Regions from separate parts of the Mus musculus genome. Here region 1 is linked to region 2. The links are chromatin loops, found by intact Hi-C in ENCODE. Cell type or tissue: left cerebral cortex. All regions are shown on one strand. Each heading gives the region's core, and the rest is flanking DNA. Links, peaks and the distances in the headings are about the cores only. Region 1 holds the start of Map4 (microtubule-associated protein 4). Region 2 overlaps Map4 (microtubule-associated protein 4).

What was found. A loop is a pair of places that touch in the nucleus more often than their neighbours do. Peaks named below come from ENCODE experiments on the same cell type or tissue, not always from the same donor. Only the 100,000 strongest peaks of a DNase experiment are listed, where the experiment ranks them.
Region 1: it touches region 2 in a loop (2.9-fold over the local background); 10 of 42 quality-filtered maps call a loop at or near these places.

The regions. Positions count from the first base shown.
Region 1 is chr9:109,925,416-109,937,035 of GRCm38, forward strand. Map4 (microtubule-associated protein 4) reads left to right here and starts at 6,359. Exons shown (of 19, transcript NM_001205330.1): 1 at 6,359-6,525. In left cerebral cortex, for the core only: CTCF peaks have their summits at 6,469 (motif pointing left), 7,384 and 7,592; DNase peaks (open chromatin) are centred at 1,818, 2,820, 5,489, 6,233 and 2 more places; H3K4me3 peaks cover 2,604 bases; H3K27ac peaks cover 2,305 bases.
Region 2 is chr9:109,980,981-109,992,600 of GRCm38, forward strand. The region is part of intron 2 of Map4 (microtubule-associated protein 4); the gene reads left to right. Among named protein-coding and RNA genes, the nearest start is that of Map4, 55 kb to the left of the region's middle. In left cerebral cortex, for the core only: CTCF peaks have their summits at 2,656 (motif pointing right) and 4,641 (motif pointing right); DNase peaks (open chromatin) are centred at 4,665 and 8,260.

The DNA of each region.
Region 1 (11,620 bases), core at 1,708-9,707, 55 kb before region 2:
GTTAGGGTTTCATTGCTGTGAAGAGACACCATGACCATGATAACTCATAAAGGCAAGCATTTAATTGAGGCTAGCTTACAGTTTCAGAGGTTTACTCTATTATTCTCATGGCAGGAACCATGGCAGTGTGCAGGCAGACATGGTGCTGAAGAAGGAGCTGAGAGTTCTGCATCTTGATCCACAGGCAGCAGAAGGAGAGTATATGCCACACTAGGTATACATAGCTTTAGTATATAGGACCTCAAAGCTCAAACTCACAGTGATATACTTTTTCCAACAAGGCCACACCTACTTCAACAAGACCACATCTACTAATAGTGGCACTCCCTGTGGGCCAAGCATTCAAACACATGAGTTTTTATGAGTTTCTATGGGGGCTATTCCTATTCAAACCACCATAGTGACACTTCCTATAATCCCAGCATCTGAGCACTTCAAGAGTCTAAGGCAGGAGGATACTGAGTTGGAGGCCAATCTAGGCTCTGGGAAGGTAGAAAGATGAAGAATTCACGGTTGGCTGGACTTGGCAGTTTATTCCTTTAATCCCAATACTTGGGAGGCAGAGGCAGGTAGATCTCTGAGTTTGAAGCTGGACAGGTTTACTTGGTGAGTTCCAAGTCATCCAGGACTACATAGTGAGAGTGTGTCTCTAAATAAATAAATAAATAAGTAAATAATCAAGGTCATTCTTAGCTCAGAGGAGATCTGAAAGCTAGCCTCGGCTAGAAGACTAGTCATTCATATATATATATATATATATGTATATATATATGTATGTGTGTGTGTATACACACATACACACACACACACACACACACACACACACACATACACACACATATATATCAGGAGCTGTAGCTCAGTTTATAGAATGCTTGCCTAACATCTATAAAGCTCTAGTTAAATCCCAGCAGTACACATAGATGTGCATACCTGTAGCACTAGCATAGGAGGACAGAAAGGTTATCCTTGGCTATGTATAGAGTTCTAGGCCAACCTAGGACACTGGAGACCCTGTGTCAGAAATGCAATGCTTGGTGGCATATGCCTTTAACCCCACCACTCAGAATCAGAGGCAGGTGGATTTTTGTGAGTTCAAGACCAGGCAGGTTTACACACAGAGCAAGTTTCATGAAAGCCTGTCTCAAACCCCTCAAAATAAATAAATAAATGAATAAATAAATAAATACACATAAGCAAACAAACAAATAAAATGAAGAAAAAGTAATTTGGAGCTGGAAACTAAGAGCGCGTCTTGTTTTTGAAAAGGAACTGAGTTTGGTTCTGTGTACTCATACTCACATCTGGTGGCTCACAACCTTCTGTAACTCCAGTTGCAGGGAATTTGATGCCCTGTTTGGATTCCTTGGGTACTTGTAGGCATGGCTACCCACACACATAAATAAAAATAATACATATTCTAAAAATATCAATCTTAGACTGCCATCCTCGGGAGGGTCCTTTGAGGGTCCACAACCCTCTCATTTGAGGATTTTTGAGGAAAAACCAGACAGCAAGTTCAGGAGCAGTACTGAATGCAGTGCACCATTGTTTTGAAACTAGAAACAACCTTCTCTGCCTTTGACGACTCTAGTAGAAGATAAACGAAAGGAAAACAGAACCAGAACCTGGGTAGGGTGACTTGTTGGTACTGGAATGCTCTAAAAGTGTGCGCCCCCACCCCCGTATCTACTGAGGGGGATTCAGGTTTCTCAGTCAAAGGAACAAGAACACCCAGCCAGCCATGAGGGAGGTGTCTTCAAGTGAAAGGAAATCCTAGTACAGTGGTCAGTGAGATCCAGACAGCAAGAAGCAGAAGAAATTGTCTGTTCCACTTCCCGACAGTCATGAGGAACGGAGGTCCAGGGGTTAGAATAGCTTACCCAAGGCTGCACCGTCTGCTCTACTGCAGGCCAGTCTGTAATTGAGACTGAGTTTCTAATCTTACAGTCCAGGCCTCTTACTCCTAGCACATCAGCCGGGATTGTGGTTGCTGCAGATGGCTATGGGTAGACGTCACCATTAGACGAAGGATCTATTAGCTTGATTTTTTTTAAAGAATTATTTATGTATTATATGTAAGTACACTGTAACTGTCTTCAGACACACCGGAAGAGGGCGTCAGATCTCATTACGGATGGTTGTGAGCCACCATGTGGTTGCTGGGACTTGAACTCGGGACCTTTGGAAGAGCAGTCTTAACCCCTGAGCCATCTCTCCAGCCCCTGTTTTGTTTTTTTAAAGACAGGGTTTTACTATGTAGCTGTGGATGGCCTAGAACTCACAGGGCTCCACCTGCCTCTGTTTTAAAGCTGGGGTTAAAGGCATACACCACCAAACTTGTCTTAAACTCAATATATAATCCAGGCTGGCCTTCAATTTGCAATCTTCCGGCCTCAATCTCACGAGTAGTTATAATTACAGGTCTGTAATTAGGATTAGCAAGAGGTTTTCTACTTTACAGGCAATCTAGAGCCACCTTAGGGACCTAGCTTCTTTTCAGTCTACCTCCTCACCCTTGTCTGTCGCTTCTGGCTTGTTTTAAAATGCTTCTGGCATTATAACCTTATTTCCATTTCAGACATGTAGAGGAAAGGTAACTGAATTGCCTTTTGTTCTTTTGTTTTGTTTTGGTCTCTTGAGCTGTGTTGTCAAACTTGTCCTTGAACAGTTGGTTCTCCTATCTGCATCTTCCAAGTGCTGGGTTATATTTTTTTTGTTTTTTAAAGATTTATCTTAATTATTTTAGGTATATGAGTACACTGTCGATCTCTTCAGACACACCAGGATAGGGCATCAGATCTCATTACAGATGGTTGTGAGCCACCATGTGGTTGCTGGGAGTTGAACTCAGGATGCCTGTAGAAGAGCAGTCAGTGCTCTCAAACACTGAGCCATCTCTCCAGTCCCTGCTCAAGGTTTCTGATTCACTAAATAACAGCTGTGCAATCTATAACAGATATTTTGCTTTTCTGGGTTGTATTAATGGTCTTTCTATGGTTATCTATTTATAGTTCTGTATCTTTCCCACAAAACCTTTACTTTTTTTGTTTATTTGATATAGGGTCTCATGTATCCCAGGCTGGCCTTGAACTCCTGATCCTCCAACTCCCACTTACCAAATAATGGAATTACAAGCACGGACCACTGGACTCTTATTATTGTTGTTTTGCTTCTTGGAGACAGGGTTTTTCTGTGTAGTCCTGGCTATCCTGGAAATTACTTTGTAGGCTGCCTGTCCCTGCTCCTGCCCCTGTCTCTGCCTTCTGAGTGCTGGTATTAAGGTCCTCTGCCTCTGCCTTCTGAGGGCTGGTATTAAGGTCCTGCACCATCACCACACAGCTTATTATTATTATTATTTTTACAGAGACAGTCTCAGCTGGGCTAACCCCATCATCTGGGAAGCAGAATCAGGTGGATCTCTGAGAGTCTGAGGCCAGCAAGGTTTACAAAGAATTCTAGGACAGTCAAGGCTGTAATATAGAGAAACCCTGTTTCGAAAAAACAAAACACAAAACAAAACTCAAAACAAAAAAGACACAGTCTCATTATATGGCTCAGGCTGTTCTTGACCTTAGGTGGCCTAGTTGACCTTAACTTGGTATCCAATTGCCTCAGCACACAATGCCAGGGCATCCTTTTGCTCTCTTAGGTTTTTTTTTTTTTAATTAATTAAAAAAAATTTTAAAAGATTTATTTATTATATCTAACTACACTGTAGATGTCTTCAGATGCACCAAAGAGGATGTCAGATCTCATTATAGATGGTTGTGAGCCACCATGTGGTTGCTGGGATTTGAACTCAGGACCTCTAGGAGAGCAAGCAGTCAGTGCTCTTACCCGCTACGCCATCTCCCCAGCCCTAAAATTTTTTTGAGATAGGCTCTCACCATCTCTCTGGCTTGCATGGAATAAGCTGTGTAAATCAGGCTGAACTTGAGCTCACAGAGATCTGCCTGCCTCTGCCTCTCAAGTGCTGGGATTAAAGGTGTGTATTGTTACATTAGGTTAGTTACTATGATTTTTTAAAATATGATTTAATATATATGAGCACATTGTAGCTGTCTTCAGACACACGACACACCAGAAGAGGGCATCAATTTCCATGACAGATGGTTTTGAGCCACCATGTTGTGGCTGGGAATTGAACTCAGGACCTCTAGAAAACCAGTCAGTGCTCTTAACCGCTGACCCATTTCTCCAGTTACTATGGCTTTAACAGTAAACTATGTCTACTAAATCGTAAGTAACTATGTATGTACTTTAGGACAGTTACTAATATGGATCTCATGTATATTATCATCATCTCCATTTACTGCTTAAATGAATGAGTATTGTGTGACAAAACTTTCCCTGGGGAAATGCAATACAGAAGTCTACTTATCCCAGAGAGGAAACTCATGACAAACCAAAGCCCAGCTTGGTGAACCAATTAGTTTTATTGGGGCTACCTTCAGTACTATGATGAAATATGAGTGAGGGGTTACTGACAGTAGCAGAAATGACTCAAAGACAGCTGAATCACCAAGGCCCACCCCAATACTGGTAACAACTCACAAATTGGGAAAACTGGGGCACACTGCATAGCCTGCAGGCCACTCAATGGGTTGAGTAAGTAAGGCTGGTCTAAACCTCTTCCAGGCGGCTTGGCTGGTCTCTGCTTCTCTCAGGCAGCTGGTCTGGTCTTAAGAGTCTGCAACTTTTGCTCTTCTGAGAATCTTCTTTACTGCGTAGGTCTTCTTTTCTGAGAGGGACGCTGAACTCTGGCAGGAAGTAGCCTAGTAAAACTAGATGGTTTCAGGGCCTTCCTGCTTAATGGAAAGTTCCAATCTTGGAGGAAACTGTTACACAATATCGATACAGAAAGGTTTAGAAGTCTTCCACAGGTTTACATAATTTGTTTAGCCATGCTGAGACTTCATCGGGAATATGGTATTTTACCTTTGGCATCCTATTAGTAACTTTATTGAGAGTGACTATTATCTAATTTTCATAAACGAGGAAACTGAGGCTTACCTTTCCTAAGGCTACAAAAGCACAGCTGTACTTCCTAACCAAGTTCTCCTGGTAACCCCTATATGCCTGAGTTTACAATCCTAGCACCTGGCTACTGAAGTTAAAGCCCCACTAGCCAAACATTGTCTTGTTGACACTGTGGTGTTACTAAACTTGCCTGTTAACATAATGAGAATGAGGAGTGCTGGAGAGAAAATTAAACTATTAAAGATAAGGCTCATAACTAAAACTACAAAGGGCACTGAGGATATATTAACCATGTAGGGCTCTTGTGATGATTAAGATATGTGGATCATGGAATAAGCATAAAGGAGTTGGGTATCACTATTTCTTCTGGACCAGTACTATGCACAGGCAATATAATGTGACCGTAGTGACACTCTAGAGGAGGGGGGCGGGGAGAGGAGAGTAGGAGGAGGTAATTTTAGCTGTGTATGGCGGCTCAAATTTGTAATCTCAACACTCAGGAGGCTGAGGCTGAGGGATTGCCATCACTCTGAGGGAGGTGGGTGATGCAAAGTGAATTTCAGGCCAGCCTGCGCTATGGTGGGAGGCACTGTGCAAAAAACCCAAAACAGAACAAAGGTGATCTTTAAGTTTTCAAGTAACTACGTTGAAAAAAGAAAAAAACTAAAAGAAACATGAAATTATTTAAGTTACTAAATACACTCCCAATTATATAATCAGTTTTTTCTTGTTTGTTTGTTTGTTTTTCGAGACAGGGTTTCTCTGTAGAGCCCTGGCTGTCCTGGACCTTACTTTGTAGACCAGGCTGGCCTCGAACTCAGAAATCCGCCTGCCTCTGCCTCCCGAGTGCTGGGATTAAAGGCGTGCGCCACCACGCCCGGCCCCATATAATCAGTTTTGCATTCAACAATGTTCCTTCTCAACTTGGTCCAGCCACGTTTCAGGCAGCTACTATGAGCTGCGCCCTCAGCTCCCAGTCAGTTCCTCGCGGTTAGCAGTGAACCCAAGGCCCCGCCCCCGCCCCTCCCAGATTACATCATAGAGCCCACCAGTCAGGGCCGGCGGGGCCCACTCAGGCCCACCCGTACGCAGGCGCGTGCGCCTGACACTAGCATCCTTTCTGCTGGAAAAGGAAGCGGCGGCCCTCTCAGAACGGCGGAGGCGGCCTGAGCCTCGCCATTCGCTGAGGCATCCGCGGGCGGGAGGCCGCAGTCTAGACCCCCGACGCGCGCCGCGCCAACGGTCCGCCACTCGTGCTGCTTCCACGGAGAGGGCGAGGAGTAGGGGCCGGCGTGGATTGGTTCGCGGCGCCTCGGCCCGCCCTTCGGTGGCGCCCATTGGCTGGGGCGGCACCCGCTGACGGCGAGCACGCTCCGCCTTCGTGCCGGCCTTCAAGAGGGCGACGAGGAAGCGGCCACCTCCCTGTGCCCCGCCCCTCCGGCTAGGTCTGTGGCTTCTGCGGCTCCTCCCGGCTGCTCCCGGCTCCTCTCTGCCCTCTCCCGGCTTCCTGCGGCTCCGGCTTGGGCTCGGCGGCGGCGGCGGGTAGGTGCGGCTGTGATTGAGATCGGAGGGTCGGCCTCCTCACTAACCTCCACGACTCCCGCCCAGGTTCTCGCGGTGGCCGCCGGGGACCCCGCAGGTCCCTCCCGAGGCGGGGAAGGGCGGTGGCTGTCCGCCTACGGGACGCCGGGGTGGTTGAGAGAGGGGGCCTGGTGGGGGGCCTGCGGGCGTGACCTTCGGAGTTTCTGAGACGCCTTCTGAGGGGACCGTAGGGGGCGAGGCGGGCGGAGAGATTTTGTATCAGGGCTTCGGAGGTTGTGGAGCCGAGGGGCTTGCCTCAGGCTGGGCATGTGCTGAGCCGGGACACTGAGGGTCGACTGCAGCCTGGGCCCTTGGGTGGGGTTCGGGATGCAGAAGGACGCCGGGGTCGTTTCTCCAGGCTTCAGGAGGGGCGTCCGTGTATGTGGGGACTGAGGCGAGCTCTGCGTGTCCCTTCTGGGGGTTATGGGTGGGGCCGAGGGGTGGTCTGGAGAATCCAACTCGAGCCCTTGTGTGCGTGGGTCCCGCACACTTTGGGGACTGACGCGCATCTAGTGTCTGGCTTCGGGAATGCAAAAGGGGTCACGTTAAGGGTGCGGAGTCCGGAAACAGGGACCAGGGCTAGCAGCGGCTGTCGGAAACGTTACTCGGAGCAGAGATTGTGGTTTATTTTAGCACCCGGGACGAGCTCTTTTGGACTGTTACTGTCGGAACTCAACTTTACTTGAGATTGCCTCCTGGGCGTTTTGGGGAGGGTTTGCTTATCTCTTGGATTGTGTAGATTAAATGCATTTGGTCTTTAGGGGAAGAGGCTGATTTCCCCACAGGTTTGTGTTTTAGGAATCCAGAACTCGCCCCCTCCTGGAGCGGAGTTGTAGCCTGTACTTCTCAGGCAAGATTAGTGTTACCCAGCCTTTTGCTGGAATCCCCCTTTCTCCTTGCCCTCCGCTGGTCCAGTTACAGAATTTCTCCCCAGGGCCTCTGCAGTGTTTCTTGCTCCCTGCGAGTGTCTCCCGCCCGTTTTCCTACTGCTGCGCTTTTGGCAACTGCCTCTGCTCTTTCCCAGGGATGGTTGTGGCATTGCATCAGGGGATATTTGTGCTTGTAATTTGCTCACTCAGCCCAGGAGGAGGGAGAATAGTATGGTGTAGAGTTGGGGGGTGGGGGTGGGAGGGTGACAAACGGGAGGGGGGCGGTTGCCGGCAGCTTGGCTGGGTAGGCAGAGCGATGGGTGTGGTAAGGGAAATACAGCTGCTCTAGGCCTATAGGGTAACACTGCCCAGTCATCAGCGCAGAGATTCAAAGACCAGCAGCAGCAGCTATTTTTATAAATCAATCCTGAATCCAAGCTGAGCACATGGATTTAGGGTGAACAGTTGTCATGCCCTGACTATGACAGGCTGAGTGTTTTGTAGACAACACTGCAGTTGCTAAGCAAGAGGCTGGATCTGTCTGTACTATGATGCAGGTACTTGCAACTTTGTAACTTTTTCTCCACTTTGGGGAATATGTTCATGGCTTTTCAATTGATGGAGTCTGATGGTCCATACCATTTCCTTCAAAGCTGATATTTTTAAGTCAGTCATAATCTCGTTTTACACTTAGCTTAAAGTAATTAAAACTATTGCTTTTTGAGCTAGTACCTACCATCTTTCAGGGGTTTACAAAAAAAAGGATTTATGTAGCTGTACATGTGGTTATGAGCCTTCATGTGGTTATTGGCAAATGAATTTTTTTTTCTTTTTAGGACCTCTGCTCGCTCGGGTTAACACTGCTTGCTCTCTGGTCAGCCCCTCTCACCCAGTCCCTGCTTGCTCTGGCTCAAAGATTTATTTATCATTATACATAGGTACACTGTAACTGACTTCATACCCAGCAGAAGAGGGCATCAGATCTCTTTACGGGTGGTTGCTGGGATTGTGAACTCAGGACCTTTGGAAGAGCAATCAGTGCTCTTAATCTCTGAGGCATCTCGCCAGCCCTTCCAGGGGCTTTTTAAATGAAAGCGAATATACTTGCCAGGCAGTGGTGGCGCACACCTTTAATTCCAGCACTTGGGAGACAGAGGCAGGTGGATTTCTGAATTTGAGGCCAGGCTGGTCTACAGAGTGAGTTTCAGGATAGCTAGGGCTACACAAAGGAACCTTGTCTCGAAAAACCAAAAAAAAAAGAAAAAAAAGGGGGGGGGGATATACTGATGGAAACACACTCAGCAGAGATTTATGAGTCAGGTTTCAGTACTTGTTGAAGTATTGATGCCTTGTACACAATTGGATTTAATTATCCACTGGCCCAAAAACACCTCCATTGTTCTTGGTAGCCTAATCAGTAAACCAGTTGATTATAGTATTACAATGAGGGCAATGAAAATGCAAGGGTGTGTCTCTTATTGTATTTATTTTACTTTTTTTTCTTTTTCTTTTTTTTTTTTTTTTTTTTTTGGTTTTTCAAGACAGGGTTTCTCTGTACAGCCCTGGCTGTCCTGGAACTCACTTTGTAGACCAGGCTGGCCTTGAACTCAGAAATCCGCCTGCCTCTGCCTCCCAAGTGCTGGGATTAATATTTTACTTATTTTTACATTTACTGTGTGTGTGTGTGTGTGTGTGTGTGTGTGTGTATGTGTGTGTATGTGCGTGTATGTGTGCACGTGCGTATGAGTGTGGAGGTCAGAGGACAACTTTGGGAGTCAGTCTCTATTTACCTGGGGTTTGGGTATTGAACTCAAATTCAGACTTGGCAGCAAGTGCTTTTATCTGCTGAGCTGGGCGGAGCTGTCAGGTCTTCTCACTATTATATCTTGCTTTTTTTCTTTTCTTTTTTTGAGTCAGAGACAGGGTCTCTCTCGCTCTGGCTGTCCTTGAACCCACAGAGATGCCCCTGCCTTGCCGCTAGAGACTTGTATTATTTTTTAAAATTTTATTTTATGTTTATTTATTTTATGCATGAGTGTTTTGCCTCTGTATGTGCACCGTGTTTAGTGCCCGTGGAAGTAAGGAGAAGGGGTTGGATCCCTTAAGGCAGGAATGGCTCTGAGCTACTATGTGAGTGTTGGGAACCAATCTGGGCCTTCTGCTAGAGCAACAATTGGTCTTAACCTCTGAGCCATTTCCCGTGCTCCTGTTTTGTAGACTTTTGGAGACAAGGTTTTTTCTGTAGCCCAGGCTGGCCTGGAACTTTACTATGTAGTCTGGCCTGGGCCTTAGCTGAGCTCAGAGCAATCCTCTTCATCCATATTCCTTTATTTTTTTGTTCTTTTGTTTTTGTTTTTTTGAGCCCTGGCTATTCTAGAACTCCATTTGTAGACCAGGCTGGCATTGAATTCAGAGATTCACCTGCTGCCTTAGTTAGATTAAAAAGCATTCACCACCGATGTGTGTCCATGTATACCCCACTCCAAGACAGGGTTTGTCTCTGTAGCCCTCCCTGGCTGTTCTGGAGCTCTGTAGACCAGGTTGGCCGAGAACTCAGAGATCCACTTGCTTCTGTCTCCTGAATGCTAGGATTAAAGGCATGAACCACCACTACCTGGCTGTGCTTAAGCTTTTCAAATGTTAGGATTATAAGCATATGCTTACTGTACCTAGATTGGGGTATGTTCCCAATATTTTCCCTTTTCAGGTTGAAAAACAAATCCATTCATATGTTTAACAGTATGCGTATGGTAAAATCTCAAATATACAAATAAGGTTACATTTTATATTAAAGTATTTTCTATTGTTTGCTGACAACTGAAGGAAGCACCTGGATTTTCTTTTTTCCGCTGAGATTGGGGTCTTGTGTTGCCCAGGCTGGTCTAAAAGCTCCTGGACTAAAGCCATCTTCTTGCTTGGGAATATCACAGTTCTATATCAGCATTCAGCTTTGGTATTATAGCTAGATAGCTTAGCTTTAGTTAGAGATTTGGTTCTTCCTAACTTTGCTTTCAAATTTGGTGATTGAGTTTTGACTGTAGACCTTTGTAGTTGACAATTTCAAAATTTGTGGATTATTATTATTGAGACAGGGTTTTATTATATATCCCTGGCTGGCTTTGAATTCGTGTGACACTACACTCAGTTCAAGGGCTAAAGCTTTGCACAAGGTAGGGAAATCTCTGCTGCTCAGCTGTATTCCCAATCTTATTATTTTTTTAATGTTAAGAATAGGTAGTTAAGGGCTGGAGAGATGGCTCAGTGGGTAAGAGCACTGACTGCTCTTCCAAAGGTCCTGAGTTCAAATCCCAGTAACCACAGGGTGACTCACAACCACCTGAAATGAGGTCTGACACATCTGCAGTCAGCTACTTATGTATAGTAATAAATAAATTTAAAAAAAGAATAGGTAATTAAATGCAAGAAAATCAGAGATGAGAAGTAGATGTAGATGTAACCTTTCTGAAGAAACTCATGCCTCGTGAGCCTGCCTGCCTCTGCTTCCCAGGTGCTGACAGTAGAGGCACGTGCCATCAAGCCTGCCATCAATCACTTTCTTTCTTTTACAGTGGCAAAAGGTTTTTGTTTTTTTGAAACAGTGTTAACCTATGCAGCCCAGATTTTTCTGTTTTACTTTTTTTTTTTTGGTCAGGGTTTCTCAGTGTAGTCCTAGAACTCACTATGTAGACCAGATCTTTTCTAACCTGAACCAGATCTGCCTCTGCCTCTAAAGTGCTAGGATTAAAGGTGTGCACCACCACAGCCAGACTTCTGTTTTCATTAAACAACTTAAAAAGTGTTGAAAATACTGACACATGTCACCACACTCTGTAAGAAATACAGCTTTAAAAAGTCTTTTGTTTTGAAACCATTTTAGATTTATAGAAGAGTTGAGCAGAACCACGTGGCCAGGAGAAAACTGCCAAGTAGCAAAGGGTCTCATAGCTGGGGAGTAAGTTAATATTGTGCTAGATCTGTCCAATCTAGGCACATAGCTTATACATATAATAGCTGGCTTATAATATGGGCTTATTGGGGTTGGAAATTACTGTAACACCATCCCAAACAAAACAGAGAACCAAAAGACAATGGACCCTGTCTCAAACATGGTAGAAAGCGTACCTGAAGTTGTTCTTTTAGAAGGCATACCTGAAGTTGTTCTCTAACATACTCATATCTTTGCATTC
Region 2 (11,620 bases), core at 1,158-9,157:
TGTATCAATAATTCTATCTGAGCTTAGTTTGTCCCTAGGGATTAGCCAAGCTTACAGTATATGAAGCTCTGGGTTGGGTTTGAACCCCATGTAACTAGCTTGGTAGCAACACACCTGTAATCCTAGCACTTGGGTGAAGACAGAGGTTCAGAACTTTGCGATTTGAAGCTTGCATTGTCAGGTTCCAAGACTGAGCTGCATGGGACTGAGGGAGGGAGGAGGAGGATGAAATAGTACTCTTCAGGTTATGATTATTTTCATCTGAGGAGGAGGTGTGTACACTGCATGTGGAGGCCAGGGGACAGTGTTGGATGTTGTTTCTCAAACACCTTTGTGCTTGCTGTATAGAAGTCAAAGGACAATTAACAGGGTCCATGTTTTTCTTTTCACCTTGTGGATCCTGGAGGTTGAACTCAGGCCATTAAGTTTGGTGGCAAGTGTCTTTCCTTCCTCACTTAGCTATCTCACTGGGCCAGTGTTTGTTATTTTTATTGTAGTTTTTGTGACACTGTCCTTCACTGGCTTAAAACTGACCAAGTAGGCTAGACTGGTAAGCTTTAGAAATTTGCCTATTTCTGCCTTCCTCCCCTGCCATTTTACATTGATTCTGGGTGTCTTTCTGTTCCTTGCTTGCAAGGCAAGCATATTACCACCTGAGGTGTCTTCCTAGCCCCCCAGCCCTCAGCTGTCTTTTTAGGGTTGATGTGGGATTGACATCACTTTTGACTTTCTATAACCAAAGTGGAAAACCTGCTGGCTTTGTATGGGGAGACATACATACACTCTATCATGTGAAGAATTGAGAGTAGAAGATCTTACCATATTCACATAAATATTGGCTCCAAGGAGAAAATTGGATTTCTTAATGGAAAATAGTTCACAGTGGTCCTTTAACTGACTCACATGAAAATAAGGGAAATTCAATAGGAAGTGGTAAGGCCTAATATTGTGGAAGCTAATGGGTAGCTGTGGTGTTCCTCCCACTCAACGGATTCTCTGCAGAGTTTGAAGAAGCTTACTTCTTTTCATTTCTTTTCTCTTTTCTTTCCTTCCCTTTCTTCCCCTTCTCTCTCTCTTTCTTTCCTTTCCTTTCCCTTTTTCTTTTTCCCTTTCCTCCCCTTCCCCTTTCCTTTTTTTGTTTTCAAGACACAGTTTCTCTGTATAGCCCTGGCTGTCCTGTAACTCACTCTGGCCTCAAACTCAGAGATCTGCCTGCCTCTGCCTCTCAAGTGCTGGGATTAAAGGCGTTGCCACCACTGCCTGGCAGAAGCTTATTTCTTAATTTTCTGTTTTCTTATAACTGGTTTATATTCCCACAGTTTAGGACTGATACAAATGGGTAAAAATAGGGAAGTATGGGCTGGTGAGATGGCTCAGCAGGTAAAGGCACTGGCTGTTTGCTCTTCTGAAGGTCCTGAGTTCAAATCCCAGCAACCACATGATGGCTCTCAACCAACTGTAATAGGATCCGAAGTAATAGGATCCACTCATAGGCTCTCTTCAACTCTTTTGCATGACCCCACAATGGTTTTGGGCCATCAATTGCAACTGAAGCTGCACCTACACCAATAGCCTTTCATGACTTCTCACAGTGCTGGGCCTCAGCTGCTCTTCATGACCCCTTCATGTCTCATAACCAGTACCACCTGGGTGACTCTTATACATTACCAAGTCCAGCTGCAGCATGAAGTACATCCTTGGCTATCTCTGGAAAACAGCTCTCAAAAAACACTTCCCAGAAGATTTCACCTCTGTGATGCTGGTCTCTTCTTAATTAACACTAATTTCTTAGTTCCAGCTAACCAGCATCAATAGTCCCAGTAACACAAAGATTTGCTTTAGTAGTTCTGGTATCTTGTTAATCACAGCCGATTCTTCAGCCCCAGCTAACCAAAACCACAGAATCTTCACAATCAAAACATCACGACCCTGATAAGAGTCTTTCCTCTGAAATTTTACAAGGCTGGCCTCCATCATTTGCACTGTTCTCAACATTATCTTCCAAGCTCCTACAGAATATCCGCTTCAATGGCTCTTCTAGCCCAAAGTCCTTCCACAGTCCTCCCCAAAACATTATCAGGTTGTCACAGGAATACACCACTATGCTGGTACAAATTTACTGGTCTTGTGTGTCAACTTGACACAGGCTGGAGTTATCACAGAGAAAGGAGCTTCAGTTGAAGAAATGCCTCCATGAGATCCAGCTGTAAGGCATTTCCTCAACTGAAGCTCCTTTCTCTGTGATAACTCCAACTTGTGTCAAGTTGACACACAAAGCCAGCCAGTACAATTTCCAGTGCCCCTTTATGGCCTCTGCATGTGATGCATAAACATCCATGCATGCAAAATAATGATAGTAATAATAAAATAATGTAAAAGTAAGAATCAATATATCTAAATATTTAAAAAAGATTGTATTATGTGTGTGAAGGTTTTGTCTGTGTGGGTGTATGGGTATGCTACATGCATACCTGTTGAGTCTACTGGAACTGGGTTTGTGACTATTTATGGGACACTTTATACAGGTGCTGATTACTGAAACTGAGTTCTCTGCAAGAGCAACAAGTGCTCTTAACCTCTGAGCCATTTCTGTAGCCCCGCCAACACAGTTCTTTTTAAATGTATATTGAGTGTTTTGCCTGCCAGTATATGTGTGCTGTGTGCATGCCTGGTGCCTGTAGAGGCCCGAAGAGGGTGCTAGATCCCCCGAACTGCTGTATAGTAAGGATGGTTCTAAGCTCCTATGTGGGAACTTTGAACCGAACCTAGATCTTTTGCAAAAGCACCAGGTGTTCTTAAACACTTAGTCATCACTCAGTCCCAAGAACCAGTATGTTTTAAGAAAAAGATTTATAGCCAATCAGTGTTGGTGCATTGATTTAATCCCAGCACTCAGGTGGCAGAAGCAGGTGGATCTCTACATTCAAGGCCAACATGATTTACAGAGCTAGTTCCAGGACTGCCCAGAAACCCTATATTAAATAACAACAACAAAACAAAGAAGAGAAATGAAAAGGATTTATTTTATCTTATTTTCATTTATGTTTATGTATTTGTATGAGTTATGCTATGTTTGGAGACCATAAGGTGCCTGGAGTTATTAGAAGCAGTTGTAAGCTGCCCTACATGGGTTCTGAGAACTGAATTTGGATTCTGTGCTATAGCAATAAGTGAATTTAGACAGTGGGTCATCTCTAACCACAAGTAAGTTACTTGGAATAGTTTTTAGGCATTATGGAAGAAGAGCTCTAAAGACTTATTGTTACTTTGGGTCTTAAGGTGTAGCCTATGCTGTTCTGGAGCTTTGGCTCTCCTGGTTCAGCTTTCTCTGTGTTGGGATTGTAAGCATGTTCCTCAAGGCCGATTTATTAACCCTCATCATTTGTGTTTGATTTTACTTTTTTTTTGGGTGCTCAAAGTCGAGGTATACACCTTGAGTTTGTGTTTTGTTTTTGGAGCAGGCTTGGTTAGGTTCTCACTTGTTTGATTGTAGGCTCGGGCCAATCAAGGGAAGTTTAAAGCATTGTCCTCATATCTAGATATAGAGGGGGCAGCTGAATGAGCTATGCGTGTAATAGAACAGTAGTTGACTTTATTTCCTTTAATTCTTAAATGACCACCCTGTCTTTAACTAAAAAGTGAGCGGTAAACCATGCATTGTCATCCACACCTATGAGATCCTAGCTTGATAAAGAAATTAAGGTGGTTACATAGGCTTTTCAAGGATAACCTGGGCTACAAGAAACCTCATCTCAAAACATAAAATGAGATTAGTTGATGAAAAGGAAAGTTGCTTTTTTCCCTATGTACAATTTTTTTTAAATAAACATGATGGCACCAGCGCCCCCTAAGAATCCTTTTCTGTTAAAGCGAGGAATGCATTTCTTTTTTTTCTTTTTTGTTTGTTTGTTTGTTTGTTTTTCGAGACAGGGTTTCTCTGTGTGGCCCTGGCTGTCCTGGAACTCACTCTGTAGACCAGGCTGGCTTCGAACTCAGAAATCCGCCTGCCTCTGCCTCCCGAGTGCTGGGATTAAAGGCGTGCGCCATCATGTCCGGCCTGAGGGATGCATTTCATGAGTGGGTGCAGTGGCTTGCTTGTTGTCTACTGCGTTTGAAATTGTTTCCAGATGTATTGCTCTTCCCTGATTACTCCTAAACTGCCCAATGCCTAGGAGTTTATTATCAGTACTCTGTGCCTCGCCCTTGCATGCCTTTCAAATAGCAGTAACAGATTCTGTGGCTGTCTTATGCTAGTGAGTACCTTACTCATTGTTGGCTTCCACAAGCAGTTAGCAAGTTTGTGGGCAGTTCGCTTAAGACTTTATTCTGTGTCCCATTTGTAAGATAGAAATTAAGACTAAGTTCTTTGAGGCTAGCATTTTTGTAGAATAAAAAGTTAGGTGGTGGTACATGCCTTTTATCCCAGCATTTGGAAGGCAGGTGGATCCAACCTAGCCTGGTCTACATAAAAAATATAAGGAAATTAGTCTAGGATAGCGCTCCTCAAGGATGAGCCTTGGTCCAGCGTTTTCAGGTCATGTGCAGAGTACAGAGGATAGGTTAGAGGATGTCAGTCAGTCTGGACAGACTAGTGGACAGACTGCATGTGACTTGGCCTTAATGAAATAGTGCAGTCTGCCAAATTTGCCACAAGAGGGTGATGTTGGCAAGAGTCTGGCTGCGCTGAGCCTGTGCTCAGTCTTTCTGCTTGGCCTGAAGCTTTCTCCTGGCTCACAGCACAGCTGCCACTCGGCTCCTTAACCCTTTCCTTTTTGTTTTTTGTTTTGCTTTTTTTTGAGGCAGGGCTTCTCTGTGTAGCCCTGGCTGTCCTCAATTATAGCTATTTTCTTTTTTCTCTCTTTGTGTGGGTTTTTCTCTTGTCTTCTAACAATATCTTTTCTGACTCAGCTCAGCTTCTCCTGGCTCAACTGTCACCTTCTCAATTATCACCTTTCACTGTTTTTGACTTTACTCTTCTGCCACCTGAACTGTACTTACTCTGCCCTACTCTTCTCTGACCCTAGTCCAATCCTCCTCTAATGCTCTACCGCGCTCTGTCTCTGCTGACTTGGCTCTGCTCTGCTCTGCTCTTCTCTTCTCTTCTCTTCTCTTCTCTTCTCTTCTCTTCTCTTCTCTTCTTTCTTTCTTTCTTTTTTTTTAATTTAAGTTTTTAAATTTATGTATGTGAGTATATTATCGCTGTCGTCAGACACACCAGGAGAGAGCATCAGATCCCATTACAGATGGTTGTGAGACACTATGTGGTTGCTGGGAATTGAGCTCAGGACCCCTGGAAGAACAGTCATGCTCTAGCCCTTCTGTTGCCTTTTTATATCCATTTCTTTTCTTTCTTTCTGTTTTTGTTTTGTTTTGTTTTGTTTTGTTTTTCGAGACAGGGTTTCTCTGTATAGCCCTGACTGTCCTGGAACTCACTCAGTAGACCAGGTTGGCCTCGAACTTAGAAATCCGCCTGTCCCCGCTTCCCGAGTGCTGGGATTAAAGGCGTGCGCCACCACGTCTGGCTAACTTGAGTATTTCTTGAACCATTTATAATCCTGGACTGTCTTATCTTCTAGCATCTTATTTTCTGGAGTTCCTTGTCAAAGTCTCTTAATCTCTCTTCCCTCAGTTCTGTGAACCTTTGGCTTACTTATAGTTCTGACTTGGGCATGCAGGATGTGGTATTCAGCAGTCTGTCTTAAAATTCTTCACATAGGCCTATTGTTGCTCTGCATTGTAGATGGCCTCTGTATTGCTGTAGACCAAAGTCCTGCTCATAGACCTTTCAGTGGTTAAGGATCGAAGATCTCTTGACCAGGATTTTTTGGCTCGAAGGCAAAGGCAGTGACTGGTCAGGTTATCTTCTCAGAAGATCTCCCGATCAACTCTTAGCTTTGTTTGATGTTATCACAGCTTTTTGTTTCCTATAGAAAGATAAACAAATCCATGTCCCCAATGCAAGATATTCTTGGATTCCGTTCTGATGTTAATACATCCTTATAGTATATAGACTGAGTTAATTCCACAATTTTTTAAAAATAACCCTGTGTCTCTCAGCTGCTGTTGTTCCTTTCTCATTAACATTAGGAAATTTAAACAGAGTACTATTTAGTCTATCCTAGAGGGTCTTTATTCTTTCTTTTTGTTTTATAAGCATTTCTTTTAAAATACAATTAGATCTTTCTATAATTGCCTGTCCTATATGATTGTTTGGTATACCTGTAACATTATATTATAATTTGCAAAGAATTGCTTCATCTTTCTGGATATATATGTAGGGATATTGTACAGGAATTCCTATATTAGTGATTACTTCCAGTAAATGTATAATTACAGAATCAGCTTTTTTTTTAAGATTTATTTATTCTATGTACTTAAGTACATTGTGGCTCTCCTTGGACACACCAGAGGAGGGCATAGGATTCTATTACAGATGGTTGTAAGCTAGCTACCATGTGGTTGCTGGAAATTGAACTTGGGACCTCTGGAAGAAGAGCCAGGGCCCTTAACCCCTGAGCCATCTCTCTAGCCCCAGAATCAGCTTTTTCAAAACTCATAGCCGCTGGGTGATGGTGGCGCACGCCTTTAATCCCAGCACTTGGGAGGCAGAGGCAGGCGGATTTCTGAGTTCGAGGCCTGGTCTACAAAGTGAGTTCCAGGACAGCCAGGGCTATACAGAGAAACCCTGTCTTGAAAAACAAAACAAAACAAAACAAAACAAAAAACAAACAACAACAACAAAAAAAACTCATAGCCATTGCACATTGAAACCCTGAGTATAATCAGTGGTATGGTGTACAAACTTTAGTTTCCTAAATTCTGAAAAATGAAACATACCCATTGTGGGTGCTGAGCCCCTGGATGTGGCCTAGTGGATGGTAAGCAAAGCCTCTAAGCTCCTCTGTAGTACTAGTGACCATGTACACTGGCATACTGTGCACACAAAATAGAGGATCCTAGCAAACTACTGGAGCCTCAGGATGGCCCAAAACAGTGCAGTGGGTGCTTCAACCCTCCATCTATATGGAAGTCCACGTGGGTGCTGGCAGCCTGGCACCTCCCCATAATGCCTGTGAGATGGTTGACTATTCTAGAGCTTGTGTCAATTCTCTATTGGCCCAAAGGCCATATAAACACTCTTGCTGCTGTGTAGCACAGTAGATCTGCACCTTAGTGCTGGTCTCTGGAGTCTTGTTTCCTGGGTTTGAGACTCCACCTCTCTCACCCCCTCCTGAATCCCAGTTTCCATAATCCCCTTGCCAGATTTCATTTCTTTTGTTGCCTTTAGGAGTTACTTCCAGTAGGTAATGGAGTTTGATTATTGTTATAGAATATTTGATCACATTGTGAACCCCAGGATTGAGAACTGGAAAAACCTTGTGTGGCTCAACCCTAGCACACACCTACCTACCTTCCTTCCCCCCCCCCCAATTCTTTCTCCTCCCCTTCCCCTCCCCCTCCTCCTTCTCTCCCTCCCTTCCTTCCTTCCTTCCTTCCTTCCTTCCTTCCTTCCTTCCGGCACACATCTTTAACACAAGAGCTAAACAAAGTCAACCCTAGGTTAAGATGAGGAACAAGCAATCAGTTGACAGGGAGTAAACAGAAAAGTAAACAGAAAGGAAAGAGATTAAGTTAGGAAGTATTTAAGGAAGTTGTAGAGGAGAATGGACTTTTTCCTTCTGGGATTTTTTAAAGACAAAAATGGGAGGGGGTATAGGAATAATAGGGAAGAAAGGTAGATAATTGAATCTACTTTTACAGATATTGATACAAAATTAAGGTTGTATTTGGTTGCATTGGTATAGATCTTTGTATATGATACAAAATTAAGGTTATATTTTAGTTACAACATACTATGTATCAACTCCTTTTAAGATATTGCACCTTTGTGATTCTTAAAAATGCAACGTAAAGTTCTTGTCCTTTTGAAAGCTACCAGTACAAGTTGTTTAGGATAATTAAGAAATGCAAGTCAATCAAACTTGTAGTTTTGTTAGGTATTAGTTTATGGATCATGGATGTTTTCAAAGTTAATCAGAGAGTACACTAGAGACAAGCAACGTTTCCCTATTCAAATACACTGAGATAGATGGCATTTAAAGATGTTTTATTAGCTTAAGACTTTTTTGACAATGAGACATGTCACATTCTGGCAGTACCCCCATACAATTTCAAAGAAGATAATGAACATTGAAGAACATCCTTGTGGAGTTTGCTTCAAATGTGGCAAGCTGCCACCAGGCAAGAAACTGGCCTTGCTTCAAACTGCTGACTGTATGCTGTCCAAGCTGTGGAAAAAAAGCAGGACACAAAGAAAGTGAAGTGCCAAATGTGCCAGGACAGCGTAGAGAAGTCCTTCATGATTCCTGTTTCACAGAAAAATCTGTGAGATATTCTGGACCAGTAGGCCAAAGAAATGGATGTTCCAAAGTTGCAGAGGAATTTTGGGTGATTGTAAGGGAGCTAGCAGTATTTGTCCTTTCTGTAGTTATGAAAGCTGCTTACTTAGCATTTCTTGCTTATTCAGGTAATATTTAGCCTTTTCATGTCTCTGATAGGGTTGGAGACTATCGTTATAGTCTCATAGTTAAGCTTGAGTTCTTTAGGAATTAAGAAAATATTTTAAGATCTAAAAAGATGTTTTTATGTTGATAAATGCAAGTTATGATAGAAAATGATTTAGGTACAGAACTTTTGATTTACCAAGATAGGATATATAGTAGAGTACTTTCTCCAAGGTTGCCAAATACAAATGGACTGGGTATTATGAATGTAATTCTTACCAGAGTATATAGCTTACCAATGTTAGAGAGTCTTTTATTTAGACAAAAAGGGGGAAATGTTGCAAGATATTTGAACACATTTTGAACCTCAAGATTGTAAACTGGAAAAACCTTGTTGTGGTGTAGCTTAGCCCTAGCATACACCTGTAACCCAAGAGCATTCTGGTATTTGTAAACAAGCATTTGTGGTGTGGCTCAGCCCTAGCATACACCTTTAATTTGAAAGCTAAACAAAGTCAATGCTAGGTCAGGAGGCAGAGCATGCTTGCCAACTGACAGTGGATGACAGTGAAGTAAACAGAAAGGAAGACCTTTCTTTGATGTGAAGGGTATTTAAGACAGCATGGAGAAGGAGAAGGGCCTTTTCCTTCTGGGATGTCTGTGGAGTAGGAAGGTCAGCTGGGTGAGTTCCTTGCTTCTCAAAGCTAGCAGGTTTTCACCACAGCATTTGGCTCCTGAATCTTCATTGGTATAATTGAATGGCTGGGATTTTTGTTTTAAAAACCACAGGTTATACAAAGAACAAGTAGGACATTTTCTTATATATTTCTTGGCTTGTTTCCAGGTGATCGGTATATTTTTAAAAAACCTTTACAGTTAACATGGTGTTTTTCATGAAATATTGAGGCTTCTAATAATACATTTCCTATTACATTAATAATTGCTCAGTTTCTTCATTTCCTTGTACTAATGGACCTGGCCAGCCTGTATAAGACCAAATATGGGTGATATATAATGGATAGTTTCTATTTCTGATTGCCTGTTGCATAAATAACAAGGTTAATTCTGAATTATCTGGAATAAATCCAAGAGTATCTACATGCAAAACAACTCTTTCTGCATATTGAGAGTCAGTAATTATATTAAGAGGTTCAGGAAAATCTAATAATGCCATAAGAATTGCATACAACTCTGTTGACCTTAATCACATGGGCTTTGAATTACTTTGCTTATTTTTTCTGACTTACATAACCAGCTATTCCCAACTTACTTGCATCAGTATAAAATGCAGGTGCTTCAGGAATTAGTATTCCTTTTATAATATGTGGGGGAACCCAATTAGTTCTTTTTATAAACTGGAGTCTTGTTTTTAGGATATTTACTGTTGCTACAAGCTATTTGCCAGTCTTCATTGGTTACCTATAATGAAGTAATCTCAGTGTTAGTATATGACAGTAGGATTTCTACTTGTTCTATTCCAGACAATTGACAGTCTTATTCTTCCTTTCATAATTAAATCAGAAACCTTTTCTATATAAGTCTTTAATTTTTTACTTTGTATGCTACGTAAACCCATTCTAAAATACTACCTTCTCTTTGCATAATGAGCCCCGTAGGAGAATGAATTGAAGACAAGATAACCAAAATACAGTCTGGTTTGCGACCTATATGATCCACATATGCATTCTGCTGTCTCTTTTCTACTAAAGTTAACTCTCTGCTCTCTTTGCTAGCCATCTTGTACTATCTAAGTCTGAATTTCCCTGTAACATTTGAAACAAATTATTTAACACTTTAGTAGTTCATCCAGTAGTGAGCTGTAGCCAATTAATAACTCAAATTAATTTTTGAAAATCATTGGGTTTGAAACTGATCTGTCTCTTTTGTGGTTGAAATTTATTTTTATTTTATTGGATTTATTATATAACCCAAAATAACCCAGATCTCTACTCTGCTTTTTTCAGAAGCAATCTGCAATCCCCAGTAAGGTGAAATTCTTTTTGTTTCACTAAACATTTTCTCTAAAGTATCTGCATCAGAATCAGCCAACAAAATATCTATGTAATGATAAATAATGGATTGAGGAAATTGCCTATGAATTATTTCTACTGGTTGTTGCATAAAATAGAATTGTACCATTTAACATTCCGGGTGGAAAAACTTTCCACTGACACCTTTTTTGTACAGGTTGAACATTATTATACATAGGCACTGTGAAGCCAGTTTTTTTCTTTATCTTGCTCTTGCAGGGGGATAGTAAAAAAGCAGTCTTTTAAATCAATTACTATACCTTAGGTAAAGGAACTCCAGGCTGTGATGGACTACTCTACTCAGGGCTCTCAAATCTGTTAACATTCTCTATTTCCCCCATTTCTTTTTTATAACAAACGGGGAAATTCCATGGGCTGGTAGACTCTTCTGGATGTTGAGCCTCCAGGTACATTAATTAAGCATTAATTAAGTTTAAGGCTGTTCTGCTCACACAGGCTTCTTTCACTTAGTCAATCGTTTTAAGGGTAGGGGCCATTGGTCTAATTTCAGCAGTTCCCCATCCTACCCCACTTTATACATTTGGAAACCCAGTCACTGTTGTGATCTGGTTTTGGACAATCTGCAGTCTGTGATTTTGTAGCTGGCTAGAATGTACACCAGAACATTTCTTTCAGAATCCTGTAGATTTCCTATTGGCAATATCTTACCAATAAGAGTTGACCGTGGGCTGGAGAGATGGCTCAGTGGTTAAGAACGGTTAAGCCACTGCTTTTCCAGAGGTCCTGAGTTGAATTCCCAGCAATCATATGGTGGCTTACAACCATCTTAAAGGGGTCTGATGTCCTTTTCTGGTGTGTCTGAAGACAGCTACAGTGTACTCATATAAATAAAATAAATGTACCCACTGTTACCTCCAGTGGAGTTGAACAGTATGGACCAAACCTGACATCCAAGTTTTATTTGTTGAAGTCACAATTTGACATTATCATCTCTAAGTTTGACAACAGAGTTTCTGGCCAACTTCTTTAATCAGGGAACATGATTGGTTACAACATAGGATATCACATTATTGCTCTGAGAAGTACTCTTAGAAATTAATGTTATCAGGAAGAGAATCATTAGTG